Regions from separate parts of the Homo sapiens genome. Here region 2 is linked to region 1. The links are chromatin contacts, found by Hi-C or POLR2A ChIA-PET in ENCODE. All regions are on one chromosome and are shown on one strand. Each heading gives the region's core, a stretch centred on a gene start or an enhancer-like site at or near the end of the contact. The rest is flanking DNA. Distances are from core to core; before and after follow the strand shown. Region 1 holds the start of LINC02454 (long intergenic non-protein coding RNA 2454). Region 2 has its middle 88 kb from the start of MSRB3-AS1.

Region 1 (5,324 bases), core at 1,068-3,567:
CTTGACCAATAATGGTGAAGTAACTATGGAGAAGGACGTTTCTTGGAAAGGCTTTCCTTTCTTCTGACTGACATGGTGGAGGAACACAATCTTATTTCTGCCTTAAGGCTAATGACAATCTTTTGATACAGCATTCAAGGTTTTCCATGATTTAGACCCAGTTTTTCTTCCACTCTTATCTTCCACCACTGCCTCATTTCAGAATCTCTTTGCCAGCCAAGTGGGTATTTGATATAGATGAAGAATAAGGCATGAACCATAACCTTTTAGGAGTTTAGGGTTTAGTTAATAAAATAAGACTAACATACATAAAAATGAATGATGTAAGAGGGTTATGTAATGAAGGTTCATTAATATGGCATAAACTGTAGAGTTTATATGAATTTGAGAGAGAATGGATTAGTCAGAGAAAGCAATGTGAGCTCAAGATGGTTCTTGAAGAATGGGGAGAATTTCCATAGATCTGGAGAAAGGATGGAGGAGAAGAGGAGAGGAGGATGCAGCTAGGTGAGGGAAATCAAAACAGTGGATTTTTGCAAATAGGAATGCACATAGTGTTGGTGGGACCATAAACAAACCAACATGAATGGCAAAGGCAGTTCATGTTGAAGAGTAGGAGGAAACACATTTGGAGACACAGAAAGGAACTGGGTTGAGGTAGGCAACTTAAAAATAGGCAGAAGCACTGAAATTTGGTGGAGTATAAAATAACCATTGAAGGCTTTTCAGAAAACATGTGGATAAACCATCTGTCACTAAACTACAGATGACTGAAATATACATCGACTGATTTGTTTTTTTACTATGCATATTGGGGTTTCTGTTCAGCATTTGTCCAGCTTTCAACAAATCTTTATTGAATACCTATTATATGCTGGACAATATGGAGAGTGATAGCACTACAGGACAGACAAGATCAAAATCGTTTCAATACTCCTGGATCTTATATTTCAGAATTATTCATTTTCATTATGTTCTTTTGGCCCAGATCACTGTATCTCAGATGGAAAAGTTTTCAGTAGAAGTGATATCTTCACCATTCTGGGTTTGTAAGTTTCTTTTGTTTAACTTAGCCTTCCGGGAAGTTGATACTTGAAGACACAGCACTGTAATCCAGGAGACGCCTTGTCCGACTGCTCCAAATTGGTCAGGAGCCTCTCAGCAGTGCCCTTGACACCTTGTGCTTCTCCTTATTTCTAGATAGCATTTAGAAATAGCATAGTTTTGTCATGTCCACTTTCTTGGCATCTGCTATCTACTCCAACTAGATCATGAAGCAGGATATCCCAACATCTCTGTAGTACCACCGGAGGTGATCGACAAATGTTGGTTAAATGAAATTAATGAATGGAGGGGATGGATATGACTTTTCTTTACCTGAATATGTTTTTCTCTGGGGCAAGTTTTTGGTAGAGAAAAGTAGGGCTAATGTAAGAGAGAAAGATAAGTTCCTTCTTTATATATGCGATAACATTTTTGAAATGTAACTGTGCTTGGCTTTTCTTGTAAGACTAATTGGAATGTGGTTACAGAGCTGGATATCTTGTTTAAAGGTGATTTAAAAATGACAGATCCCATACATTTTTTCATTTCCTTAACAGCTGCAATGTTAGCCTACTCCATAAATCACAACAGTTGGTTCTATCTTAATGCCATAGGTATTTCAGTAATATAGACTGTTCAATAAATTATTGGGTAGTTATTAGAACGAGGTAAATTTGACTTAACATCTTAATTTGACTTAGGCATCTTCCTGGAACCTTCTTGCTCTGAGGTTTGGATGAAAAACACTTTGGATATCACCGTGAGACTTGCTACTTCCGATTCATTGTCTAGTATTCTCCTTGGCAGCTTTGCAAAACAAATCTTGGAAAGCTCCTAGAGAAAGCCATTCTTTTTAGAAAACTTGGAGTCTTTTGAATTCACGCTGGATGACAATGACAGTGAATGAAAGTGTTTGTCCTGTTTGTATATTTGCCTGCTGCTTTGCTCATTCACTCGCTATTCATTTTTTCCAATGGATTATTTATTTATTCAATTTTCAAAACTTAGCAAATATCCTAGATTTCAAAGTATCCTTGTACCCTATGGTTATGGGAATGTGTCAGCCAAACTCTAGGTGGCGCTCCACATCGAATTTAGGAGGCAGGGGAAGGAGTGTGGCAGTGGAGCTCTCAGGATGGCGTCAGAACCACAGAACACCCAGGCTGATCCCGAGAGCTTCCCGTGTGGGGGCGGAGGGTGGGGCAGAGCAGGATGTGTGCTTGGGTTTCACTTGGAAAAAACATACATCATATTGCAATATAATTTACTTTGAGATTTCAATTTGGAAAATGGCATGGAAATAATCCAGCTTGAACATCGTCCTCCTCACCTCCTGGACTAGGGCGAGGGCCCCTTATATTTCTTCATGGCAATTGTGTCACAGTTGTAAGTATTAAAGTATTTGCTTAATTATTTGTTTGATATCCGCCCACTTTGGACTGTAAATTTCACAAGGCAAGGACCTGGCTGCATGGCTCATAGCTATTTGCCTGCTGTCTATCACAACACCTAGCAAGTGACAGACGGTCAATAAATGTTTGTTTTGTTTGCTTATTTGGCTGCTGCTCCATTCATTTGCTTCACTGGGTTATTCATTTTTTCATTCCTTCGTCTCCACCCTTCCCTTCCTGCTCCACCCTACCCTTATCTTCCATCCCCCACTCCAACTCTCCCAGTCCTCCCAGCCCTCCCATCTACCCCATTCCCCACCCAGTCCCACCCTCATTTATCATAAGTCTTAAAAGTTAAGAAACCTAAGGGGGCTGTAGTGGGGTGGGGCAGAAACTAAATGTATGAAAGCAATCTTTAAATAGTCGGATTCTCAAAATCCGGAGAAAGAGTATTAAAAGGTAAGAAAGCAACAGTTTTGCCAATGCAAAAGGGAAAGTGTGGCCCCCTCAGCGGTCATTTCCCCATGCACTATGGCTTTCCTAAGCAGGTGCTGCACCTCCTGGGTTTTGGCAACTGGATGCAGAAGACCGGCAGAACTCTTTCCTCTGAATGGTCTGGACTGGGGACAATTGGCTGGAATCACAAGTGGCTTCTTTGCTCACTCTAGCGGTACTTCAGCTTTCATAAACAGCCGGTTCCTGGAGCTGTAAGGTTCCAGCACATCGGGGATTTCCCTTTGTTAGATCCTGACCCGCAGAGCTGTGTCCCAAGCCAAAACTGTTGTGTTCACCTCTTAAAAGGCTTTCAAAGAAGGAAGGGAGGGAGGGAGGGAGGAAGGGAGGGAAGGAGGAAGGGAAAGAAGGAAGGAAGGAAGGAAGGAAAAATTCTGGAAAATATCAGTTGTTATTCACAGACACCTAACTTGCCATTTTTAAAAACACATTTTAAAGTTGATATGAATCGAAAAAAAAGTTATTGTGATATTGGCAGTCAGCTCTCTACTGAAATGATGTGAGTGGAAAAACAAGAGTTTGGAAGAATGCGTCCCCCAAAATTCTTACATTGTTACCAACCACAGAAACAAAACATAGTGCTGGAAAGGAATTTCAAGTCATAGATGCCAAACCCCTGATTGTGTAGATAAAAATAATGAGGCTCTGAGGTAAGTGACTTGCTCAAAGCCACTCAATTCAGGAGTTAGAGCCAAAATTCATGACTTCTGGCCAATTCTGGGCCCTTGCCACTCCACAAGCTGCAGTTTTTCTGTTTTAGCTAAAATGAGTTTCAAACAGCCTATCCACCATAAATGTATTTCTTCAACTCTCATTCTCTTGTATAAGGCCTTACAGGGGACCCAACTTCTAATGTTGAAGGAAAAATATTGCATCTTTTAAAAAATGGTCAAAAGGAAAGGAAACTTCTAGGCATATAAATGTCACATCACCCTGTAAGTAGGAACCCATCATTATTGTGTGGGTAAGAAAGAAATAATTAAAGAAACCAATTTCAGTTAATTCCACATGTAGTGTATGCCTTTGAAAAGCATCCAAAATATTTTCCAAACATTCTCACATACACTGCACACATCTGTCCTATGTAACCTGAAAATGATTTACCCTTGTGAAATCATTTGCACAAACCTGCCAACCTTATGAATGATTTTGTTTGTCTACTGTCTCAAAATAATTGATCTTACATACGTTAAGCTAATTAAAATAGCCAGGCCCTTTCTTTGCAGAAAATCCACAAGCCCTCTTTCAATTATGCTTCTGAGGTCAGGAAAGCAATTCTTATGGAAAAGTAGGCTAGAATTTGCTTCAATTTATTAAGATAAAACATAAGAATGTATTTTTAATGCATTGATAAAAAATTCACCAAAATATTAGGTATTTTTAGTCAGTCTCCAACTTACTAAAGGGTCATATTCCAAAAGTTAGTGGATAAATGAGTTGTCTGGAATTTGGAGTGTATTTTCCCATAAAAACAGTGCTACCCATAGGAGTTAGTTCCCAGGCCACCCTTTAAGTGCTATTTAACCCATAGTGTAGCAGCCTATTGTGCACTTAAAAATTATTATTTTAATTTTGTTATTATTAGTTAACTGGCTCAAAAGTAACTGATTGATTTAGAGGCTGTTTTAGATGCTGACATCAGGAAAACCAGTTTCGATTATAGATACTTGAGATAGTAGTTGGAGACTTTTATGTCATTTCTGTAGAAGGCTTTGACGTACTTTGGAAACTCTAAAAATAGATGATACTTAATTTCATCTGCTTACTTATGACTAAAGGAGGAAACAGAGAGAAAAGCCTTGGCCCCTGCTCAACTTCCACCACTATTAGGAAAAGAAGACAAGAAATGGGATAAAAGGAAAAGAGAAAAGAAGTTAAAATTGTGTGCATGTATGTGCATGCAGAGATTAACTTAGCAGTGAACAATGAGGAAATGAGGAAATTGAGGCACACACAAGAAAGGAGATAGGAAGAGATATTGGTCTGAGACTTCTTTGTGTTGTTCACAAAGTGGCAGTGATGACCTCTAGAAAGTTCAGAAGAGAAAAGGAAAGTTTTAGCAGGTACTCTGTGAACTTATGTTTAGGATATGTAATAAACAGAAGTTGTTACTTGGGGACATGAGTTAACTGATTTAAGAATTGGACTCTCAGTTTGAATCCATACACATCTATGGAAGACCTACAGTGTTTCAAGAGCTGAAATATAGGACTAACTGCAAAAATTATCTGGCAATAACCCTTTACCTTGCAGAGATAATAATAGCTAGCATTTTTGACTCATTGTAACTCATTTAATCTTCACAATGACTCTATAAAGTAGGTATTAGTATTATTATTATTATCCCATTGTGTAGATGAGGAAACTAAGACACAG
Region 2 (5,324 bases), core at 905-3,404, 130 kb after region 1:
TCTATGCTATTAATACTACACGTGCCCTCCCCCAAAACACTACTTATTTGGTGATCTTTCTGAATTTTCTTACTTCTCTTACTAGAAGACATAATTTTAGTTAAATTGGCACTCAGAGAATGATATGATGGTATAGGTGGTACTGCTTGAACACTTACTTCCTCTGTGTTGTAGGAAATTTTAATGATTTTACTCATTAAAGTACTTTTTTTATTTATTTTACTCAATAAAGTACTATTGTACTTTATTTTTTATAGGAAAAATACGTGATTTATTGATGTACTTATGTTGTTCTTTATAAACTAAAATTCTTTCAGTTTCTTCCTTTTTCTTTTCCAATTCTCCACCTCTCCTCCCAGTACACCTCACCCTATAGGTAAGATTCCAGTTTCCAGGAGAAGGGATAAAGCCAGCTAAATTAAATTTCACCTTTCACCTATTTCTGCTGTGATCTATAACACCCCACTTAAGGTATTCAAGATTTTTCATTAGCTAAAATATTTTCTTGTTTAGGAAGCTTTAGTAGAAATATAAAGAATTGAGTTTCTGTTTTTCCTTTTATCAACAAAATACCTATTAATCATTTTGATTGTATATGCACATGGCTCTATTAAAACTAGAAAGCATAATTACATAAAATTAAGTAAAATGTACCATACCTTTTTGATAAAATGAAAAATAAATTACATTTATCTTTTCTTTGCTAAATAAAATGTATTTTTGTAAGTTTTGACTACATTTGACAACACTTAAATGAGTAAGTTTTGACTAATGATTATATCCCTTGTATTTTCTCTTAATAATAATTTAAATTGTTTTTAATTAGCTGGGGCACGTGCAGTTTAAATTTTCTAATAGTCTAGGGATAGAACAACTCTTAACATATTTTTAAACATCGATAGTGTCAGTTTTCAAACCTGGATGTTATTCAAGTCCACTTCATGTTAACATATTTTTCTCTGTGGATAACAAATACAACAGAAAAATTTTGCCAGTGTAAATAGCCAATGGAATTATGAATAATCATGTTAATAATGTTAATAAAAAGGTACAGTTAAATGAGGGAGACAATTAGTTCACACCATTTTGGTTTATTTATTTAGCAGTGAGCATTGTATAACATGTCAATCCCGGGAAAAAGAAACAGACATAAAGGGGCTTAACATTACTAATAAAACAATCAGTATCAAAATATTTTATGTAACAATTTGTCCGTGTTCATATAATAATCTGTCAACTCTGTGATTTGCTTATTATGTGAATTAACTCCATAATCGCTCTGAGATTGAATTCAGTGACACCGTTTAACTGCTTCTGGTTTGGGGGCTTTTACTCGATATTTTTAGGTAAGGAGCTGTCAGGCTAATCTGAGGACATTTAGGGAAAGCCAATAAACTGTCACGAACTTAAAACAAGTGAGGTTTCTCGTGGTTTGGTCGAAATTTTAACACTTCTCCTCTCCTACCCTTCACCTCTTCTCCTCAAAACACTTTTTTTTCTTTTACAATAACTGTAAATGCCAGCTCTAAATTTCCCTCCAATCTGGGAAAGTCCAATCTCCCTTCCTCGAGAGGTGTCTGGGCGCAATACTCTCCGGCCCGAAGCAAGGGGACGTTTGCGAGGAGGGAGAAATTTAAACCCCCTTCGCTCCGCGCCACCTGGGAGCACTTTGGCGCCGCAGACTCAGGAGCCGACGCCATCTCCAGGACGGCCTCGGTGGCCTCGGCAGGAGGCACCTTCGGGGAGCGGTCCCGCACTCCTCCTTCCTCAGTCCCCGGTCCTCTGCACCGCTCCCTCTCTGCTGCCAGAGGACCTGTCCGCGAGCTCCCCGCGCTGCCCTGGGGACGGAAAAGTTTGTTTCTCCAACGCGCAACTTTCCCGCTCCAGGCGGCGGGGACCCCGAGCCGGAGTTTTGGCCAAAAAATCCCAGAGTCCTATACCTCCTGCGCGCCCAGACCTCGGGGGCGAAGGGCGGCTCCCCCGGCGCGCCCCGATCCCCGCCGCAAAGAGGACTTGGTGGACTAGAGGTGCACCCCGCGGGCAGCCCTTGGCGCCCCGCTCTGCGCCCGCCGGCATGAGGACTCGTGCGTGGCGTTTCGACCCTCCGCCTGAACTGAGACTGGGTGGGGAAAGGGGCAGACTGCTGTCTGTGACTCTGCGGGAGGTGGAGCACGAAACACAAAAGCTGTTTGAACCACAAACGCCAGGCTGGACACCCAACGAATATTAATGACCTGCAGCCTCCACCCACCCGCAAACATAATATTATGTGTACGTGCTTACCGGTTAGCTTAACAGACTTGCCATCATAAATTCCTTTTTCACTGCAGCGCCACTAGATTTGTTGTGATTAGGATGCAGCCACTAAATTTGTTGTGATCTCCTGTTTGTGAATGGAAGTTGACTTACATCTTTTGTAGCAGATTGCTACTTAGGATTTTTTTTTAAAAAATTATCGCAGATTTTTCAAATCAGAAAATTCCCAAATGACATAATCATACAAATTGATATTTTAACCGACTCTTTTTTGAGGAATGCATTCCAAAATCTTTCAGTTCCCATCATGCAAGACAAATAAGCATAGTAATTTGGAAAGTGAAATTAATGATCAAGATAATTTTGGAAAGGAATAGAAAGGACCAACTGAGACTTATATCTATTTACTTATCAGAAACTTTATGACTGATCCTAATTAGAAAACAAAGCAATGCCAGGAATGTCACATGCTTTTTAGATCTTGGTATCTTGTCTGGGCAAACATCCAGTGTTTGACACTACAAAGAAAGGGACAACATTGTGCAGCAGATTTCCAGGAGTAAATAATATATCACAGGAATCTTTGAAAGAACATCACTTATTTAGTGAGTGAGTGAATATTTGAACAACTGCTTCTATTGGGAAGGGTAAGAAGGAATTGAGGGATAGACTATAAATGATACAGCTCCCCTGCCCTCATAGATCATCCAGTTTAGTGATAGGAAAGAGGAAGAAATTTTACAAATAAAAGATAGCGGGGCACGGTGGCTCATGCCTGTAATCCCAGCAGTTTGGGAGGCTGAGGCCGGTGGATCACGAGGTCAGGAGATCGAGACCATCCTGGCTAACACGGTGAAAACCCGTCTCTACTAAAAATACAAAAAAATAGCTAGGCATAGTGGCTGGCGCCTGTAATCCCAGCTACTCGGAAGGCTGAGGGAGGAGAATTGCTTGAACCCAGGAGACGAAGGTTATAGTGAGCCACATCGCGCCACTGCACTTCAGCCTGGGTGACAGAGTGAGACTCTGTCAAAAAAAAAAAAAAAAAAAAAAAAGATACCAAAGGGTAGAAAAGTGGTAAATCCCTCAAGGTAGGATCTCAATAAACTCATGGGGAATTCCATGGAGGGGAGATTACAGTCAGCTGAAGGATTGTCCAATTGTAAACTGAGTCTGGCCAAACTTCAGTCTGTCTTGGGCTCCATGTAAGTGAAAGAGTTCACTGAAGTTTGTTTCTCTATTAGATGCGTCTCTGATAAGAATTTAGTGTACTACCTCTTCTAGAGCCTTCAGTATGTTTCCTTCTATCAACTTTAAGTTGTCACTTTCTTCCTTAAGTTTGTTAAGCAGTCATTTTGTGAGCCAATTTCTGTAAATTGAGGCTGAGCTGAGATGACACAATCAAAGGGAGTCAAAAGTTATGAGCTAAGTATGTTTTACGTATTACTTCTTTCCAGAAAGAATCTGGGTGGTCTATGACGGAAAACACCCCATTTAAAATGAATTGGTAAAATCAAAATAGAAAACCAGGAGAAAAAAAAAGAAAAAGGAAACTTGAAATAAGCCAACCCTAAGAGTTAACATGATTACTGAGATTGTGCTTCAGATTTGGGTCTGAGCTTCTTATAGCCAAGGTAAAGAGAGAAAAAAACGTAAGTGACATCAATCTTGCTGTTGAAAAAAGCAAAGAATGCCTGTTTTCAAATGAAATGAAATTACAGAAGGAGTTTACTATATGGAGTGCCACAAAGGGCTCTGAGGGATGTAACAGGCAATGTCTTAGCAGTATTTTTATGGAAAAGCAAAAGAGGATATTGCAGCCCTGTTTCTTATAATAACCTCCCATGAAAACCAAGACTTCAGTGAAGGTGAGTCCTGTCAGACTAAGCTAGTATAATTCTGTATTTGGGGATTCGCCTTGAACGCTAAATAACATATCCACTCTGCAGTCTTCCCCATGTATTACTTCTCTCAGCTGGGATCTTGGTAAGAATCAAATAATTGAAAAAGTTAAGATTTTTCTCTCTGGCAAGAGCCCAGTGTTTTAGTATTTCTTTTGGATCATAGAAGACACCTTCACAGGGTCTGGAAAACAACTGAGCAAATACTAAATTTGCCATCCTACAAAAGTTGCAGAAGCAAATCAGTGTTTTCTCACTGATGAAGACCACCCCAGTTTTCCTCCAAGGTAAGCTGCAGGGACACCTCAAGATTGGGCCCAAATTTTCCTTAGGAAGTTGCTTTGAATGTGCTCCAGTGCTTGAACAAATGCTTAATTGAGTCCCTAGAGATATACAGCGTTTGGGCATAGAAAATTTTCAAAGCTGGTGTTTCCTAATCACCGACAGTGGCTGGCGGAAAACATCAGGACTCCCACGGCACCTCTGACTGAACAACATGGTTTTCCAATGGAACTCCAGGATGAGTGCATTGCAAAATGTCATTGAATGAGTTGACAATAGCTCCCACAAACGATGAGTTTTAATTTCATTATCATTGGTTAGCCATTATTTTTAGCAGGAGTTAGATACTGCAACTACCTTTTGTGAGGCAATTTCTGGTTCATGATAATAAGATACTATGATCAGACCAGAAGAGGATATCTATCTTCCTATTTGTTATGGTAGGGGAACTTTGAAAAGAGAAGGGACATCATTCTATTTCATACTCCTCAAAGGATTATTATCTGATCTGTTCCTTCTCTTCTTGATTCTAATAAAGGGTGTTGGAGTAGAAACTTTTTTTTGAATTTTTTTTATTGTAAAAAATAGTTGGCCGGGTGCGGTGGTTCACGCCTGTAATCCCAGCATTTTGGGAGGCCAAGGCACGTGGGTCATGAGGTCAGGAGTTCAAGGACAGCCTGACAAACATGGTGAAACCCTGTCTCTACTAAAAATACAAAAATTAGCTGAGCTTGTTGGCGTGCGCCTGTAATCCCAGCTACTTAGGAGGCTGAGGCAGGAGAATCGCTTGAACCCGAGAGGCGGAGATTGCAGCGAGCCAAGATCACACCACTGCACTCCAGCCAGGGCAACAAGAGCGAGACTCCATCTCAAAAAAAAAAAAAT

The links. Hi-C counts contacts between places; a loop is a spot of excess contacts on that map. ChIA-PET counts read pairs that join two places held with the same protein, here RNA polymerase II (POLR2A).
Region 2: a loop to region 1 is called in a map of HCT116, with 3 times the contacts of the local background. The contact joins the enhancer-like site here to the promoter of LINC02454 in region 1. A Hi-C loop is called at or near these places in 1 of 168 maps with a recorded cell type or tissue (HCT116). POLR2A ChIA-PET finds 5 or more read pairs at or near these places in 2 of 52 experiments (HCT116 and RWPE1).

Annotation. Positions count from the first base shown.
Region 1 is chr12:65,600,552-65,605,875 of GRCh38, forward strand. LINC02454 (long intergenic non-protein coding RNA 2454) reads left to right here and starts at 2,318. Exons shown (of 3, transcript NR_146529.1): 1 at 2,318-2,430. All of the region lies in intron 1 of MSRB3-AS1 (MSRB3 antisense RNA 1), which reads right to left.
Region 2 is chr12:65,727,442-65,732,765 of GRCh38, forward strand. No RefSeq gene overlaps it. Among named protein-coding and RNA genes, the nearest start is that of MSRB3-AS1, 88 kb to the left of the region's middle. RefSeq lists a silencer at 2,614-2,814. Within about 2 kb of position 2,155, at least 2 of the 41 ENCODE cell types and tissues checked have a DNase peak (open chromatin) inside an H3K27ac peak, as active enhancers do; they include HCT116, where a contact is called at or near this core.